Regions from separate parts of the Homo sapiens genome. Here region 1 is linked to region 2. Evidence: read pairs that join two places in POLR2A ChIA-PET (ENCODE). Cell type or tissue: GM12878. All regions are shown on one strand. Each heading gives the region's core, and the rest is flanking DNA. Links, peaks and the distances in the headings are about the cores only.

The links. ChIA-PET counts read pairs that join two places held together with the same protein. Peaks named below come from ENCODE experiments on the same cell type or tissue, not always from the same donor. Only the 100,000 strongest peaks of a DNase experiment are listed, where the experiment ranks them.
Region 1: POLR2A ChIA-PET joins it to region 2 with 8 read pairs; 3 of 35 experiments call an interaction of 5 or more read pairs at or near these places.

The regions. Positions count from the first base shown.
Region 1 is chr19:18,314,433-18,319,795 of GRCh38, forward strand. LSM4 (LSM4 homolog, U6 small nuclear RNA and mRNA degradation associated) reads right to left here. Exons shown (of 5, transcript NM_012321.5): 2 at 1,592-1,633. LOC105372300 (a long non-coding RNA gene) reads left to right here and starts at 1,237. Exons shown (of 2, transcript XR_007067157.1): 1 at 1,237-1,402. RefSeq lists enhancers at 110-610, 3,807-4,101, 4,182-4,928. In GM12878, for the core only: no CTCF peak of the experiment used is centred there; no DNase peak of the experiment used is centred there; H3K27ac peaks cover 1,321 bases.
Region 2 is chr19:18,531,641-18,537,003 of GRCh38, forward strand. It overlaps FKBP8 (FKBP prolyl isomerase 8), which reads right to left. Exons shown (of 9, transcript NM_012181.5): 7 at 1,630-1,707; 8 at 1,024-1,155; 9 at 123-615. The coding sequence ends at 529. Among named protein-coding and RNA genes, the nearest start is that of FKBP8, 9.3 kb to the right of the region's middle. In GM12878, for the core only: no CTCF peak of the experiment used is centred there; no DNase peak of the experiment used is centred there.

The DNA of each region.
Region 1 (5,363 bases), core at 216-5,215, 220 kb before region 2:
AGGAAAATGGCGTGAAACCAGGAGGCGGAGCTTGCAGTGAGCCCAGATCACTCCAGGCTGGGCGACAGAGCTAGACTCCCTCTCAAAAAAAAAAAAGTGGTAAGTATCCGCTCCACGGAGTATCGTCTGGCTATAAGGAATGAGGCACTGACACAGGCCACAGGGTGGATGAACCTCAAAAACACGTTGCTGAGTGACAACCACCAGGCTCGAAAGGCCTCATGGTCTCCGTTCGCATGCATGGGAAATATCCGGAATAGGCAACCCCACAGAGACGGCAGCTGCCTCATGCTCATCAGGGACTGGGGCTGGGAAGTGACTGCTGATGGAAATGGGCTTTCCTTTTGTGGAGACGGAAATGTTCCGGCCTAGATAAAGGTGGTGGTTACACAACCTGTGACTGCACCAAATGCCACTAAATTGTGCACTTTAACTGAAGTGTTAGTATGTAATATTATCCTTTTTTTTTTGAGATGGAGTCTCGCTCTGTCACCCAGGCTGGAGTGCAGTGGCGCGATCTCAGCTCACTGCAAGCTCCGCCTCCCGGGTTCACGCCATTCTCCTGCCTCTGCCTTCCAAGTAGCTGGGACTGCAGGTGCCCGCCATCACGCCCGGCTAATTTTTTTGTATTTTTAGTAGAGACGGGGTTTCACCGTGTTAGCCAGGATGGTCTCGATCTCCTGATCTGCCCGCCTCGGCCTCCCAAAGTGCTGGGATTACAGGCATAGAGCCACCACGCCCGGCCAATATTATCATTTTTTGGAGACAGGGTTTCACTGTCACCCAGCGACCTGCAACCTCAAACGCCTCAGGCTCAGGTGATCCTCCTGCCTTAGGCTCCCAACTAACTGGAACTACAGGTGCACGCCACTACACCCAGCTAATTTTTATATTTTATGGAGAGACGTGGTTTCTCCATGTTGCCTAGACTGGTCTCTGAACTCCTGGGCTGAAGCCATCCTCTAGCCTCAGCCTCCCAAAGTGCTGGAATTATAGGCCTGAGCCACCATGCCCAACCTGAAGTTCTTTTTATTTTTTTAAGTGACAGGGTCTTGCTATATTGCCCAGGTTGGATTTGAACTCCTGGGCTCAAGTGATCCTTCCACCTCATTAATTTTCTTTTTCTAGAGACAAGGTTTCACTCTGTCGCTCAGACTGGAGCGCAGTGGTATGATCATAGCTCACTGCAGCCTCAAACTCCTGGGATCAGTCGATCCTCTTGCCTCAGTCTCCTGAGTAGCTGTGACTATAGGCACACACCACCTCATCTGGCTAATTTTAAGTTTTTCTTCTTGCCCAGGCTGATCTCGAACTCCTGAGCTCAAGCGATCCTCCTGTCTTGGCCTCCCAAAGTGCTGGGATTACAGGCGCGAGCCACTGCAACTGGCCCATTAAATTTTTAGTAAGTATGTATGTATTACTCTTACAAGCAGCAGAAATGACAGGAGTGTGGACACTCCTGGGGAGGGAGAAGAGAGCAAACTGCCATGCTGGTGGACAGGCAGGCCAGGAAGCCGTCTGCTCAGCCACCGCCCCTGTGCTGAGGCTGGCCCCCTCTCAAACAGGCTTTCCCAGACCACTGAGTACTCACCATGGGGTGATTCTGAGCCGTCTTCAGCAGTGACAAGGGAAGCTGAAAGGCAAATAAAGCCACATGATTTGTCTGTTTGACCAGCGCCTGGGAGCTCTGGTCTTGAGTCCCACCCATGACTCATAGATGGTGCGGTGCGGTTGAGGGGGCACAGGAGTGCGTGTCAATCACCCCCCACTGGAAATGCCATTTCCTCACTCTGCCCAGCCCTGGAACACACACCTGCCTCTCAGATTAGGAAGAAAAGCCTCACACACCCTCCCTACTCCCGTAGGTGGCCACCACCTGCTCTTGGTGCTGAACACTCTGGTCAATTTTTTTTTTTTTTTTTTTTTTGAGACGGAGTCTCGCTCTGTCACCCAGGCTGGAGTGCAGTGGCATGATCATGGCTCACTGCAACCTCCACCTCCCGTGTTCAAGCCTCACAAGCAGCTTGCCTCAGCCTCCCAAGCAGCTGGGGACAACAGGCATGCGTCACCACACCCAGCAAATTTTTGTATTTTTAATAAAGGCGGGGTTTCACCATGTTGGCCAGGCTAGTCGCAAACTCCAGACCTCAGGTGATCCACCCGCCTCGGCTTCCCAAAGTGCTGGGATTACAGGCATGAGCCACCGTGCCTGCCCTAATGCTTGTATTTTAAGCTCAAACTGGTATCTCTGAGATGCATCCATGTTGATGAGGTTACTCTGAGTATGGAGTTGAGGACACTACAGCTTGGAAACCCGAGGAACTTGCCCAGTACTATGGCGCTAGGAGGAGACAGAGCTGGCCTGGTCCTGTCTGTCTGAAGCAAGCACAAGACCATGCCTTGCAGGGCAGCCCCAACTGGCCCAAGACTGACACTGCCAGGCCCCAATGCAGGGGTCAATCCCATCAGAGAAGGCCACATCTGAGCTGGTTTTATTTTTATTTTTTTAGATGAAGCCTTGCTCTAAAAATACAAAACTTTGCTGGGCACGGTGGTGCGCATCTGTAGTCCCAGCTACTTGGGTGCTGAGGCAGGAGGATTGCTTGAGCCTGGGAAGCAAGCCTGTCACCCAGGCTGGAGTGCAGTGGTGTGATCTTGGCTCACTGCAACTTCCACCTCCCGGGTTCAAGTGATCCTCCCGCCTCAGCCTCCCAAATAGCTGGGATTATTAGGGGTGCACCACCATGCCCAGCTAATTTTTGTACTTTTAGTAGAGATGGGGTTTCTCCATGTTGGCCAGGCTGGTCTTGAACTCCTGACCTCAAATGATCTGCTTGCCTGGTCCTCCCAAAGGGCTGGGGTAACAGCATTGAGCCATCACCCCCCGCCTGAACTGGGTTTTCTTTTTTTTTTTTTTTGAGACGGAGTCTCGCTCTGTCGCCCAGGCTGGAGTGTAGTGGTGCAATCTCGGCTTACTACAAGCTCCGCCTCCCGGGTTCATGCCATTCTCCTGCCTCAGCCTCCCGAGTAGCTGGGACTACAGGCGCCCACCACCATGCCCGGCTAATTTTTTTTTATTTTTATTTTTGTATTTTTAGTAGAGACAGGGTTTCACCGTGTTAGCCAGGATGGTCTCGATCTCCTGACCCCGTGATCCGCCTGCCTTGGCCTCTCAAAGTGCTGGGATTACAGGCGTGAGCCACCGCACCCGGCCCTGAACTGGGTTTTCAAAGACAGGAAGTCACCAGGTAAGGTGAACTTTCAAGATTTTTTTTTTTGATGGTGACAGGCTTTTACTATATTGCCCAAGCTGGTTTTGAACTCTTGGCCTCAGGGAATCCTCCCATCTCAAGCTCCCAAGTAGCTGGAATTATAGGTATGCACCACCACGCCTGGTTTCAAGATGTTTTTTTCCATCATTACTGAATTTCTTTATTATGTCAAATATGTAGTATTTCTATTACTGGGGGGGAAATCAACACTTTCATTTTGGAAACAGAAAACTCAACCCGTACGCTGGGAGCTGCCTCGGGTAACGCAGAGCTGTGCCTGGGTGCGGGGTCCTATAACATGCCCGTTCTAGTACTGCCATGAGGAAGGCCCCAGCACCAAGGGGCCCTGACAAGACAGTGCCTCATGGGACACAGGCTTCACCTAGCCCTGTCCTGGTGACTGGAATTCCAGGTGGCCCTGACCCCAGATGCCTTTGCTGGGAGTCCTGCCCTGGCCACCACCCTAATCCACAGTGTGGCTGCTTTTCCAGGTGGTGTGAACTTGAAGGCCTCTCCCTGTGGAGGCCGGAAATGGCCCTCAACCCTGGCCGGGTGGCTCCCCAATGAAAGGAAGGGGTTGGGGAGGGAATCCTACATCCCACAGCCCCTTCCTGAGAAGAGCTGCCCAGGGGAGGTTGGTGCCAGCAGGAAGCCAGGCCCAAGCCCACTTCCTGCACCGGCTTCCTGGAAGAGCCAGATAAGGGGGAAGAAAGGGCCATGTGGCCCCGGGGCAGCTGCTAGGAGAGGCAGGGGAGGAGGGCTGCGGGCGGCTGGGTGTGCATCTGACTGGGTGCCACCAGCCACAGAGAAAACACAGGAGCCACAGACTGGCACACGGGTCTCATGCCCAGGTCGCCCTTTACTGTGAAGAAGCCGTGGGTTTTCCTCAGCAAGCCTGTTTTCTTTCTCTAGTCCGTAACAGGAACGGGACCTTGGACCTCCTCCTGGATCACCAGGGAAGGCGCAGAGGTCAGGCTAGCCCTTAAAGGCCCACCTCTCATTCTGCAGAGGAGGCGCCAGCGCCCACAGCAGAAGTGACCTGCCCAGGGACATCCAGCAAGGCCCTGGCAAAGCTGCCCAGAGGCAGGTAGCTTGTAGACACACCTTCCATGCCAGTGACAGACCCTCTTGGGCCACCACCTGGTCTCAGCGACCAATAGCACAGCCTGGGAGGACCCACGGCCTCCTTGCCTGTCACTTGCAGTCCCATCCAAAAAGCAGCAGAAAGAACATCTGAGAAACAAAGAGAGCTGGTGGGATGGCCACGGAGGCTCTCGCCTGTAATCTCGGCACTTTGGGAGGCTGAGGCGGGCAGATCACCTGAGGTCAGGAGTTCCAGACCAGCCTGGCCAACATGGCAAAACCCCACCTCTACTAAAATACAAAAATTAGCTGGGCGTGGTGGTAGGCAACTGTAATCCCAGCTACTCAGGAGGCTGAGGCAGGAGAATCGCTTGAAACCAGGAGGCAGAGGTTGCAGTGAGCCAAGATTGCGCCACTGCACTCCAGCCTGGGCAACAGAGCGAGACTGTTTCAAAAAAAAACAAAAAACAAAAAAACAAAACAAAAGAAAGACTGGCTAGGCGCCGTGGCTCATGCCTGTAATCCCAGCACTTTGGGAGGCCAAGGTGGGCGGATCACGAGGTCAGGAGTTCGAGACCAGCCTGGCCAATATGGTGAAACCCCATCTCTACTAAAAATACAAAAATTAGCCAAGCATGGTGGCGCACACCTGTAGTCCCAGCTACTTGGGAGGCTGAGGCAGAAGAATCGCTTGAACCCAGGAGGCAGAGGCTGCAGTGAGCTGAGATTGTGCCACTGCACTCCAGCCTGGGTGACAGTGACACTTCATCTCAAAAACAACAACAACAACAACAAAAAACCCAAATAGGGTTGGTGCAGACCCACTCTCACAACACTCCTCAGGCCCGCTATAGAGTCAAGGCAGACAGGCTCTGCCACACTGGCCGCCACACCCATTCCTGCCACCTGACCTTTGCTTCTGCTATTGCCTCTGCCTGGGGTGACCTTCCCCAGGCTGCTGAAACGTCACCTCCTTTGGCCAGGCCCTTTTAATGGCCACCCTCTGCC
Region 2 (5,363 bases), core at 294-5,293:
AGACCCCCAGCTCCAGCTGGCTCAACCACATCCACCATGCTGTGTGACTCCAGATGCATCACAGGCTGTCTCTGGCCCAGCCCCAGACAGCGGGAGAAGAAAGCTCAGGAGTCCGTGGAAACTGCAGGGTGGGATGCTTTATTTCACTGTGGCGGGGAGGGAACCTGGACAGGGGGCGGCAGGCGGGGTGGGGGGCTGGCACTCAGGCGGGGACTAGGCAGGGGAAGGGCTGCCCCCAGGCCTGTTGAGGAGAAACTGAGGCCAGCCCTGGCGGAGACCTAGCCCAGCGGGGTAAGGAGGGTGGGGGAAAACTGGGTCTGAAGGAATGAGGGCCCCCTCCCTCTGGGCTTTCCTCCTAGAGGGCCTCAGTCCCTCCTGCTGGCTGGGCTGCACGACCCCCAATCCTTGCTCCCCTAACCCGGAGGAGGGGGCCAGACCAGGGAGGGCAGTGGACAGGGAGCCTGGGGGAGTTGGGGAGCGCAGGGCAGGGTCCATGGTGTGCAGAGGGGGTGGCAGCCACCTAGGTGGTCAGTTCCTGGCAGCGATGACCACAGAGAGTGCCACACCCCCCAAGGCAACAGCAGTCGCCCCAAACAGCCACTTCCATGGGATGGACTGTGGATAAAAAGGAGGGGAGAGAAGGGTGGAGGGAGGTCAAGACTGGCCTCTGGGGCCTCAGCTGCCAGCACAGCCCAAACAGACCTCCCAACAAATCATTGCCTGACTATGTATTTCCCACTTCCTGGCAAACTCCTACTCATGCAGCAAAACCCAAATCAAATGGCCCCTCCTCCAGGACACCGCCCCTCGTGCCCTGGAAGAGGCTCCACAGTCCACCCCCAGCCCTCCAGCTTGAGTTCCACCTTCGACTCCACTCATGATCACACAGGGCTGGGCTCTCTCCACGTCCCCTGCATCGCCCAGGACGGCCCAGTCTCCGAGGACATCCATGTATGCAAAATAAAATCCCTCTGCTAGGCGTGCCCTGCACACAGCCCCTGCCCATTCTGTGCCCCAGCTCACCCAGGCACCCTTGCCAGGGCACTTAGCAGGCAGCCGGCTGGGGTTGCCCAGCATTTTCCGGTACAAGGCGGTCTCCGTGCTCCGCTGCGCCGCATGCTTCTTCACCAGCTTTGAGAGCTCTGCGTGGATCGTCTGCAGAAGGCAGGGGAAGCTGAGAACACGCAGCGGCCAACCTGTCATCACTGGCGCTCTGCCTTACTGGGACCCTAGGCTGTTTGGGTGGTGGGACTGTTGGGACACAGGGGTCCCATCTGCCCCTTTCTGGGCTTAGCAAAGTCAGGGCTGCTGACCCCATCCCTCCTAGGGAGCCAATTGATGGCGCAGAGCACAAGGTAGCCAGGAGACAAAAGGTTCTGGAAGGAAGGCCAAGGACACTGGCATGGAGCAGGCTGGCAGTGCCCTCAGCTGCTGGAGGAGTGAGAGCCCAGACTGCCTGTGTGGCCGTCATGAGGGTCTTCACAAGCTGACCAGGACCCTTCAGGTACCTACTCCGTGCCACTGCCCAGGTGGGAACACAACAGAGAGCCACAGCAAGAAAGACCTGGGGCAGACCGCAGGAGGGACTTCCCAGCCGAGCAAGTCCCAGGGCACCCCTGTCCTGCTCACCTTGTTGGAAGGTTCCAGCTTCAGGGCTGCCCTCAGGATGGGGATGGCCTCACTGTACTCCCCCTGCTGGGCCAGCACCTGTAAGGGGAAGGGGGTGGCATCACTCTGGACCCATACCTGGGCCTGTCCTTCAAGAAATCCAGCCCAGGAGGTTGCAGTGAGCCAAGATGGTGTCACTGCACTCCAGCTTGAGCAACAGAGCAAGACTCCATCTCAAAAAATAAAATAAAATAAAAACAGCCTGGCCAACATGGAGAAACCCCGTCTCTACCAAAAAATACAAAAATTAGCCAGGCGTGGTGGCATGCACCTGTAGTCCTAGCTACTCAGGAGGCTGAGGTGGGAGGATTGCTTGAACCAGGGGGCAGAAGTTGCAGTGAGCCGAGATCACACCACTGCACCCCAGTCTGGGTGACAGAGTGCAACCCTGTCTTAAAAAAAGAAAAAAAAAAAAGGGTCGGGCGCAGTGGCTCATGCCTGTAATCCCAGCACTTTGGGAGGCCGAGGCGGGCGGATCACAAGGTCAGGAGATCAAGACCATCCTGGCTAAGACGGTGAAACCCTGTATCTACTAAAAATACAAAAAAAATTAGCTGGGCGAGGTGGCGGGCGCCTGATAGTCCCAGCTACTCGGGAGGCTGAGGCAGGAGAATGGCGTGAACCCGGGAGGCGGAGCTTGCAGTGAGCCGAGATCGTGCCACTGCACTCCAGCCTGGGCGACAGAGTGAGACTCCATCTCAAAAAAAAAAAAAAAGGCTGGGCGCGGTGGCTCACACCTGTAATCCCAGCACTTTGGGAGGTCAAGGCAGGCGGATCAAGAGGTCAGGACGTCAAGACCATCCTGGCTAACATGGTGAAACTCCGTCTCTACTAAAAAATACAAAAAAATTAGCCGGGCATGGTGGCGGGCGCCTGTAGTCCCAGCTACTCGGGAGGCTGAGGCAGGAGAATGGCGTGAACCCAGGAGGCAGCACTTGCAGTGAGCCGAGATCACGCCACTGCAGTCCAGCCTGGGCGACAGAGCGAGACTCCGTCTCAAAAACAAACAAACAAACAAAAAAAACAGCCAGGCTCCTGGCTACTCATACAAGTGCCAAATGGAGCTCTGGCAACATCCCTGGGTTCCAGCCACTCCCAAACTGCTCTCCTAGCCCTCAAACTCCATCAGTGCACACTTAGCTTGGCATTGGTCCCCGCAACATGCTCCTCCTTCCTGTCTCAGCTGCAGATCTAGGCACCCACCTCGCTGCCTCCTCCCTCACCACCTCCACTGGCGAGAGGCCGAATGGATGCTTCCAGAGGTTGTTGTTTTTTTTTTCTCTTTCCTTTAGAGACAGGGTCTTGATCGGTCACCCAGGCTGGAGTGCAATGGCATGATCATAGCTCACTGCAGCCTCAAACTCCTAGGCTCACACAATCCTCCAGCCTCAGCCTCCCGAGGAGCTGGGACTACAGGCGTGTACTACCATGTCCAACGAATTATTTATTTATGTATTTATTTATAAAATTATTATTACTATTGTTATTATTATTATTTTGAGATGGAGTCTCACTCTCGCCCAGGCTGGAGTGCAGTGGCACGATCTTGGCTCAATGCAAGCTCTGCCTCCCGGGTTCACGCCATTCTCCTGCCTCAGCCTCCCGAGTAACTGGGATTACAGGCACCTACCACCACCGGCTAATTTTTGTATTTTTAGTAGAGACAGGGTTTTACCATGTTGGCCAGGCTGGTCTCAAACTCCTGACCTCAAGTGATCCACCTGCCTCAGCCTCCCAAAGTGCTGGTATTACAGGCATGAGCCACCGCTCCAGGCCTACTTATTTATTTATTTTATTTTAGAGACAGGGCCATGTTCCCCAGGATGGTTTCGAACTCCTGGGCTCAACCAATCCACCTGCCTCGGTCTCCCAAAGTGCTGGGATTATAGGCGTGAGCCACCACGCCCAGCCCTTAATTATTTTTTAAATTTTTGTAGCAATGGGGTCTCACTATGCTGCCAAGACTGGTCTTGAATTCCTGGGCTCAAATGATCCTCCTACCTTGGCCTCCTGAAGTGCTGAGATTACAGGCGTGAGGCACCACACCTGGCCCTGATGTTTCCAAAGCTTTGGCCATAGTGAATGATTCAGGACCAGGCACATGACCCAAATGAGTCAATGAGATCCAGCCTGCACTATGCTGGTGCTGATGGGAGATGGGTTGCTAAGGGGAGAAGATGGAGCTGGGCGAAGTGGCTCACGCCTATAATCCCAGCACTTTGGGAGGTCAAGGCAGGTGGATCACTTGAGGTCAGGAGTTCAAGACCAGCCTGGCCAACATGGTGAAACCCCGTCTATACTAAAAATACAAAAAAAGGCTGGATGTGCTCGCTTGAACCCAGGAGGCAGAGGTTGCAGTGAGCCAAGATCGTGCCACTGCACTCCAGCCTGGGTGACAGAGCAAGACTCTGTCTCAAAAAAAAAAAAAAAAGGAGGGGGTAGAAGATGGAAATCTGTAACTTTCCAGGGGGGAGGGGGGAGCATCATGGTCACCCTGAGAGAGGAGCCGGCCCAGGAGGGAAGGTCAGAGCAGAGAAACAGCATCCCCACAATATTGTGAGTGCCTGGATCCAGCTATGCCTGAAGCCAGCTAATCCAAACTTGGCAGTTCCATGAGCTATCGATCCCTCCTTTCTGCTTGAACCTGTTTGAGTGGGTTTCTATCACCTTCAACCAGCAGGTCCAAACTTGTATGAAGCTACACAAGCAGCCACTCCTGCTGCCCCCAGGAGGATACTACCCCCAGGTTGAGAACAAAGCCTTCAAAAACAGGAACTGCATCTTCTCCCTCTTCATATTTCTCTGCAGAACTCCGCACACAGTATGTCCTTAATAAATCCCAGCTGGAGGGAGCCCCACCTCAGGCTTTTCAGAAACACAGCAGGTGAGCCAGTATCTGTGCCTCAGTTTCCTTCGTTAACTGCTAAAAGGTCCTGAAAGCCCCACCTAGGGGTGAGGCTGTGAGGATGAACAGAAAAGGGGGTGAGAATGAAGGTCAAGTCTGTGCAAGCCAGATTCACCCCTATGTTCTGCCAGAACTTTTTTTTCTGTTCTCGTGTTTTGTTTTTGACACAGGGTCTTGCTCTGCTGCCAAGGCTGGAGTGCAGTGGTGTGATCAAGGCTCACTGCAGCCTTGACCTTCGGGGCTCAAGCCATCCTCAGCCTCCTGAGCAACTGGGACGACAGGCCCGCGCCCCCACACCCAGCTAATTTTTGTATATTTTGGGTAGAGAAGGGGGTCTCCCTATGTTGCCTGGGCTCGTCGCAAATGTCTGGGCTCATGCGATCCTCCTGCCTTGGCCTCCTGTAATCCCAAGTGCTGGGATTACAGGAATGAGCCATTGTGCCTGGCCTCTGCCAGGACTTTTACTGAGCACCTACTATGTACCTGGCCCTGTTTGCAAGGCTGGAGATCCGGCAGTGAGCAAGACAGACCAAATCTCCACCTTTGAGTAAGGTAGATGGACAAGAGGCATGTCACCTCCACGTGCTGCCTGTCAGGAACATCTCAGACAGTCGGCAATGCCTACGCAAAGGCCCTGAGGTGGAGAGAGCCTGGCTAGACAGCAGAAAGGGAGAATGCCACGTGGGATGGAGAGAAGCAGAAAGTGAGGTGGGAGAAGTGATAGCAGGAGGGGGAAGACCAGACAACTCAAGGCCCCAAGGGCTGTGACTAGGATTCCACTTTACTCTGA